Regions from separate parts of the Homo sapiens genome. Here region 1 is linked to region 2. Evidence: chromatin contacts called from ENCODE Hi-C or POLR2A ChIA-PET data. All regions are on one chromosome and are shown on one strand. The core of a region is the stretch at or near the end of the contact, and the rest is flanking DNA. Distances in the headings are between cores, read along the strand shown.

Region 1 (3,250 bases), core at 332-2,831, 680 kb after region 2:
GGGTAGAGCACTGTTCCAAGCCACAAAATTTCTCTATATGGTCCCCCAACCCACTTTGTCCAGCAACCCATCACTATGAGCCCTGGGAGCACAGACCACCTCCCTCCTCCCCAGAGTCAGGCTCCTAAGCCTTGTGCCTCTACCTTCTCCTCCCCTGAGTGTTGGTCCATTTGCACTCTCACAGATCTGCTGTTCTTCATACCACCGGCTCCCACAGCCACAGCCATGTCCCATTCAGCCTGGCAGGCCCAGGCTCAGTGCCTCCCAGACCTCAAGTCCCTCCCAAACCCTGATCAGGCTGAGACCAGAGTTTGGAACCAGCCAAGGCCAAGGCCCAGCCCTAAGGATGGCTCTGCCCACTGCCTTGCCAAGCCTTCCTGGCCACCTCCTGTCTATCCCATCCCCAGGGCCCATCTGCCCCTGCCCTCCTTGGCAAAAGGAGGCTCCAGGGGATTAAAAACGACTTCAGAAAGTTCATGGTAAGAGGCACTGCCCAGGCGGGGCCCAGCAGTGCCAGCACCACCCACCATACTCGGACATGGGCCTCAATTCTTCAATTCTGGGCCTTTCCAGATGTAGAGGAGCCTACCCAGGGCCTGTATCTGTCGGTCCAGTGCCCGCTGCCGCCTTCTCCCATCCCCAGTCCTCACTCTCCCTAAAGATTACAGAGGGCTCCCACATCACCCTTTACTATGCAACCCCCACCAGGTCCCTCCAGCTCACAGGGGTAATCTGGTAAGGAGAGGATATGGGCAAAGAGGCTCCCACGCCTGATTCCACCTCTAGCCTTTCAGTCGAGCCCCAGAGTCTGCTTTGAATAAAGTCAGCTCCCCTGCCCACCCTGCGGCAGGCCTTGGGGGATGTGGGGAGCCGACCCCACCCCTTTCATTCCCAAGGTTTTGGGTGAGGGGAAGGAGAGGGACTCCCGCAGACAGAGGGCATCCCTCCCTCTGCCCAGGCCGGTTCCTCTCCCCTAAATGGAATCTCCCCCAAACTCGGAGACACCCCACAGCCCCGCAGCAAAAAACTCAGGCCAGCCCCTCCCCCAGTACGTGCCAGATCCTCCTGGCCTCCGGGCCAGCCTGGAACTCGCCCCGTGGAGGGAGGCAGGCGGCGGGCGACGGGGGTGGCGAGCGCCGGACCTAGGAGTCCTCGATCCCACTGCCTCCATGACTTCCCTTTGCCAACCCCAACTCCCTCGGGCAACACTGCCGAGACGACCCGTCCAAGGCTTCGGCGCCCCCACCCACAAACTCTTGTCGAGAGCCGCTCGGGTGCGTTCCAATCCTGGCGCACCGGGAGCCCGAGCGGCCACTTCCCCTAGCCCTCAGCGCGCTCACCTGCCGGCCCGGCTCCGCGCCTGCCCTGGGCCCCCGCCCCGCCGCCCCCGCGGGCTCCGGCCGGCCGGCCGGCCGTCCCGCGGTCCTCCGAGCCCGCGCGTCCTGGCCGTCCCGCCCGCCGTCCGCCGTCCGCCGTCCGCCCGGCCCTCGCCCCCTCCCGAGCTGTCCAGCGCAGCCGCCCTCTACCCCGGATCCAGAAGTCCCCTCCCCGCTGGCTCCCGGACTCCCCGCCTTAAAGGCACAAGCTCCTTTTGTCTGGGCATCCCCCTCCCCCTCCCCAGAAGTGGGGGCCGAGTTGCCCACTCCCCTTCCTAGCAGCGGGGTAGGGGCGGAGGAGGCCAAATAATGGGACCCCTCCCTCCGCGCGCCCCCTCCTCTCCTCCGGCCGCTTCCTCCCCCAGTCCTGGGAAGACAAGCAGCTACTGTTCTGGGATCAAGACCCCGCGGGGAGGGGACCTCGCAGCCCGGTCCCCTTCCCTTCACCCCGGCCGCCTCCTCCGGCATTCCTCTCCCGCCCTCACCCCGGGGGTCCCCGAGCGCGCCCGCAAACCCACCCCTCACGGCTACATCCCCCGCCCCGCCCACCGAGGGTCGCCTTCCTTCCTGTCAGGGTCCCAGGGGTTGGGCCGGCGCCCCGCGCCCACTCTTCATCCCCAATTCCTCCCTGCCCCTGCCCCAGCCCCAGCCCCCACCTAGCCATTCCCGCCCTGCCTGTCACGGCCCTGCGCCCTCCCGCGGGAACTCAGTTTAATAATTAATTAAGCTCTCATTCCACAAGGCGCCAGGTGTGTGCGGCCTGCTTGCCCGCACACCACTTCTTTCCTCTTCCCCCCAGTCTCTGGGGCAGCGGCCCCGAGGCGAACCTCGGGGCCCAGTGGAGGGACCCAGGGAAGGGGCACTCTCCCTGCCGCCCCCACAACCCCCCGCCCTACTCTCTGGGAGCCCCTCCCCCGCACCTGCCAACTTGCAGCCTCACCCCCAGGCATCTTTTACCCAAAGGGCTGTGCTTCTCTGCTGGGGGTTGGAGGGGCTACTGGGGTGCATTGCTAAGTGCACGAACTGAGAAACTGGGTCTTTAGTTATTTCCAGCACGGAGCAGCTGCCCAAGTTACCTGGGAGATGGGAAAATCGTGTGAAAGCTGGTTAACCCTTTGAGGATTAGAGTAATGGTGGAAGCAGAAAGGAGAAGGAGTTTCACTCCAGGATGTACGTAGGTGAGTGTGACTTTAGAGGGGGTGCCATTCTGGAGCTGGGAAGAAGGCAGCCTGCCTGGCTTCCTTTTGAGGCCCCCTCTCCATTCCCTCAGTCAGACCTCTAGCTCCTCCTTCCAATTCAGCCCTTCCCCAAGCAGCCTATTCCCCACCCAAGATCCCAAGACCTAGGTATCTGAAGATGCTTCCTCCTCAGGACCAGCCCTCCCTGCAGTCCTGTCCTTCAAGACTCAAGTCTTGTCCACTCCAAATCACCACTGGGATTCCTAAGTCCAGGACAGAGCTTCAGGCAAGGAAAAGAAGAGTTGGGAAAGCCAGTTTCCAACATTTATCAGCCACGTGTACCTGCAAACTATATACCTTGGGTAAATCATCAATCTCTTGAAATGGGAATAAAACCATCTGCCTTGTCTTTCTTACAGGGTTTTCAGAATCAGATAGAGAAATGTTTGTTATAATGTTTGAAAATGGGAAAGTGGTACTTTCTCATTTCTCAGTTGTGCAGGCCTGGCCTGCAATTTGATCTTTGGGGCCTCTTTGCCTGACTTCTCACTTCAAAATTTCCTTAAAAATTGTTTTTGCTGGCCGGGCGCGGTGGCTCACGCCTGTAATCCCAGCACTTTGGGAGGCCGAGGCGGGTGGATCACAAGGTCAAGAAATCGAGACCATTCTGGCCAACATGGTGAAACCCCGTCTCTA
Region 2 (3,070 bases), core at 385-2,884:
ATGTGTTTGAGGTTCTTTCCTTCTATTTTTACATGTAATCTCTCCCAATCACTCTAACACCTTAAATACCTTAACACTCTAACGCCGTAAACCCTAAGTGTTCAAATTCTTTCATACACATTCATTTACTGTGCACCGACTACGTGCATTAAGAAAGGGTCCCTGCCACTGAGCAGCTCACTGTCCAGTAGGGAAAGCCAGATCCATAAACAGGTACCGCAAGACAGTAGAGCTGGTACAACTGATAGAAGATGTAGAAGTTGGGAAGAAAAGGACAAGAGTTCCAAAGCCGCAATGCAAGTCAACAACTGCATTCCCTTAGCCAGAAGTAGCAGAACCTGTTTTTGTACCCATCCACTCCCTCTAGACAACTCATTAGATGAGTGACATGAAGACCATCTTTGCAGTTGGGATAATTAATTGAAGTCAGTTAAAAATGAATAAGCCTTCCTAAAAGGGACTAGAGAGGAAAAATAAAGGGTGGTAGAGTGTAAACTGGAAGTAGGTTAAGGGATCATGCTTATAGAGATGCTTAAAGTTGCGCTTTAACTGTAATTTCAAAGTCAGGGTAATCTGTATTTCAACATGAGTCCTTAACACAAATTATTTTTATGAAGAATAAAGATTTAGGAGATGATGAGATCTAATACATCCAGAATAACCAATTATAACAAAGACCCTCAGTCAAATAGTTGGTAGTAGATAAAAGGCTTTATATGAATATTACAAGAATCACCACCACTCCAAATATAATAAGTGTACCAAATATGAAGTAAAATGACTTTAACAAGGCTGACTTGAAAGTGATAAAGAAGCAAGTTACTGCTAACAAGATAGTGGAAATACTGCACAGGCACCGATAAACAGAAATCACCAAGCTCAAGGAAAGAGAAACGAGGCATAGATCCAGAGATCACGTTAGGGTACACCAAGAAAGAGACGGTTCAAGGGAATTACCAGGAGGCGATGAGCCAGGTAAGCAAATTGTGGCAGTTAAGGGGATTTTCATAACCTGAGCAGGAGGGTCCAGACGTTTCTTTCTGATGGTGGCACTAGCGATATCACATCTCAGGGAGATACCACAGAGTAGGAGAGTTGGAGAAATGTTTACGTGAGACGCAGAAGTAGTCAAGAAATATCACTCGGGTCTCAAGGAAGGCGGGAGATGAAGCCGGTACCACAGAAAGCCGAGCTTCCCGGTGAAAACAGCTCTCCCCAGAGAAGACCCAGCTCTGGCGGGAAAGCCCCGGAATCGCAACCGGCCTTTCCCCAAGTACGGCTGGGCGCTGGGATGGGGCCTGCTGTAACGGCAGGGAGACGGTCTCTCCGCGGCCCAGGAGAGAGAGACCAGAAGGAACGGCCTCAGGTAGCCTAACGGCCACCGGCGGCCACAGCGCGGCCACCGGACAGCAGGGGGGAGGGGAGGTGGTCCCAGGGGGCGGGGCAGAGGAAAAGGCGCCGGCCCCACAGTGCTCCCCGCTTCCGCCCAGTCCAGCCCGGGCCGGCTGACCGGGTCCGACACAGTCTCCTGGACCAGGCTCCCTCCATCCTCACCCCTCCCCCAGCTTCCCGCCGCCACTCACCGAACCGGAACCGGCTGCCATGCGAAGGGGTTTCCGGCCGGGCGCGGAACGCAAAACCCGGGAACCGCCGCGAACCGGAACCGCCTTCACAGCACCGGAAGAGTCGCTAGGTGGCTGAAGAGGAGGGGGCTGGGGCAGGAGGTCAAAGAACAGAGTTAAGGACCAGTGGGGCGCCTGCGCGGTGTGGCGAGGCCCGAGAAGCGAAGGGAGCATTTAAGACTAGTCGTAATTTCTCAGTACCCTTTTCAGTCTGGGCTTTTTCGCTTTCTCGTACTCGGAATACTGTTAGTGAGCCCTTCGTCCTATGCTTTTCTCTGTTCCCTCTGCTCCCTTACCCGCCGCCTTCTGGTTCCGCCCGGCGAGTTTTGCTTGCTTGCGTTCCAGTTTCCATGGCAGCTTTTCGCGGTGGCCCTAAATCTGCGGAAACCTGTGGCTTCCCCCGACAGATAGGGACCTGAGATCTAAATCGATCTCAGGCTATCTCGTGTTTTATTGAGAATCACAGAACGTTAGTGCTTGTAGAGGTTATTGGAGATACTTTAGTCTTACCAGGTTCAGAGAAGTGAAGTGATTTCCCAAAGGTTTTAAGTGCACGGCCCATCTAGGACTAGGAAACAAGTTTCTTAACTTGCAATCCTGTACTCTGCACCACCTCATACTTGATTGACCATTCAGCAAGCAAACAAACAAACAAACAAGCAACTTGAGGACGGATTAGGCTAGACTCTGGCAAGATGTAGAACCTTCCAGAACTCTGGAGGAATTTGAAACAGGCAGAGCTGTGAGGAAAGCTTTTGGGAGCCCACTAGAGATCTGCTTTTCTGGGTAGAGATAGAGAAGGACCCAGGAATCACCTGTGACCTTTGAAGGGCTTTGTTGTTCCTGGGACACATTGATTAACCTGGAATCTGCCATACTTTCTAAGAGAACATAATGGGAAGAAATATGTTTGTTCATTCAGGCTTTTTGTCAAGCACCTCAGCTTGGCAGGCCTCTGGACCCAGGCCCTGTAGAAGTCTTAGAGAAATGCCCCCTTAATAGGTCCTTTACACCCAGATCACAGCCACAGGCACAGTCTGAGCTCAGACTTAAAGAAGGGCAGTTTCTGGAGGCCCCCAGCCTTTCTGATACTCTCAGCAGCTTGCTGAGTTCAGGGTTTCCTCCCCTGTCAAATACATCAAAGTAGATTATTTGTATTGCCTCATGTGCTGATACTTTTATATTATATTGTCAAGTCCTAAGGCCAAGTAGTCATGAGTGTAGCTGGTCCATGTCAGTCACTGACATCTTATTTCACAGCTCTGTTCGTTTGGATTAAACTCTGTCTCTATTTCTAGGAGGCAGCCATGCATAAAGACGAGTTTCATCTGAAATTTTTCATGTGTGTGATTCAGTCTCGCCAGTTAGTCAGGACTCCTCAGAGAACAGGTACCCTTGTCTCCTGATCATACTCCAGTGACAGAGAATGGGTTCTCTCACAAGAAGTC

What was found. A loop is a pair of places that touch in the nucleus more often than their neighbours do. ChIA-PET counts read pairs that join two places held with the same protein, here RNA polymerase II (POLR2A). Pooled maps may share reads with other maps.
Region 1: a pooled map shows a loop between it and region 2 (4-fold over the local background). The contact joins the promoter of ADCY6-DT here to the promoter of SENP1 in region 2. A Hi-C loop is called at or near these places in 1 of 50 pooled maps. POLR2A ChIA-PET finds 5 or more read pairs at or near these places in 2 of 52 experiments (Caco-2 and WTC11).

The regions. Positions count from the first base shown.
Region 1 is chr12:48,787,566-48,790,815 of GRCh38, forward strand. ADCY6-DT (ADCY6 divergent transcript) reads left to right here and starts at 1,582. Exons shown (of 3, transcript NR_110019.1): 1 at 1,582-1,662; 2 at 2,420-2,554; 3 at 2,748-2,970. ADCY6 (adenylate cyclase 6) reads right to left here and starts at 1,524. Exons shown (of 22, transcript NM_015270.5): 1 at 1,341-1,524. RefSeq lists an enhancer at 1-471.
Region 2 is chr12:48,104,445-48,107,514 of GRCh38, forward strand. It overlaps SENP1 (SUMO specific peptidase 1), which reads right to left and starts at 1,635. Exons shown (of 18, transcript NM_001267594.2): 1 at 1,584-1,635. It also overlaps a transcript of PFKM not described here. RefSeq lists enhancers at 632-1,507, 1,013-1,222, 1,508-2,381 and a silencer at 1,363-1,502.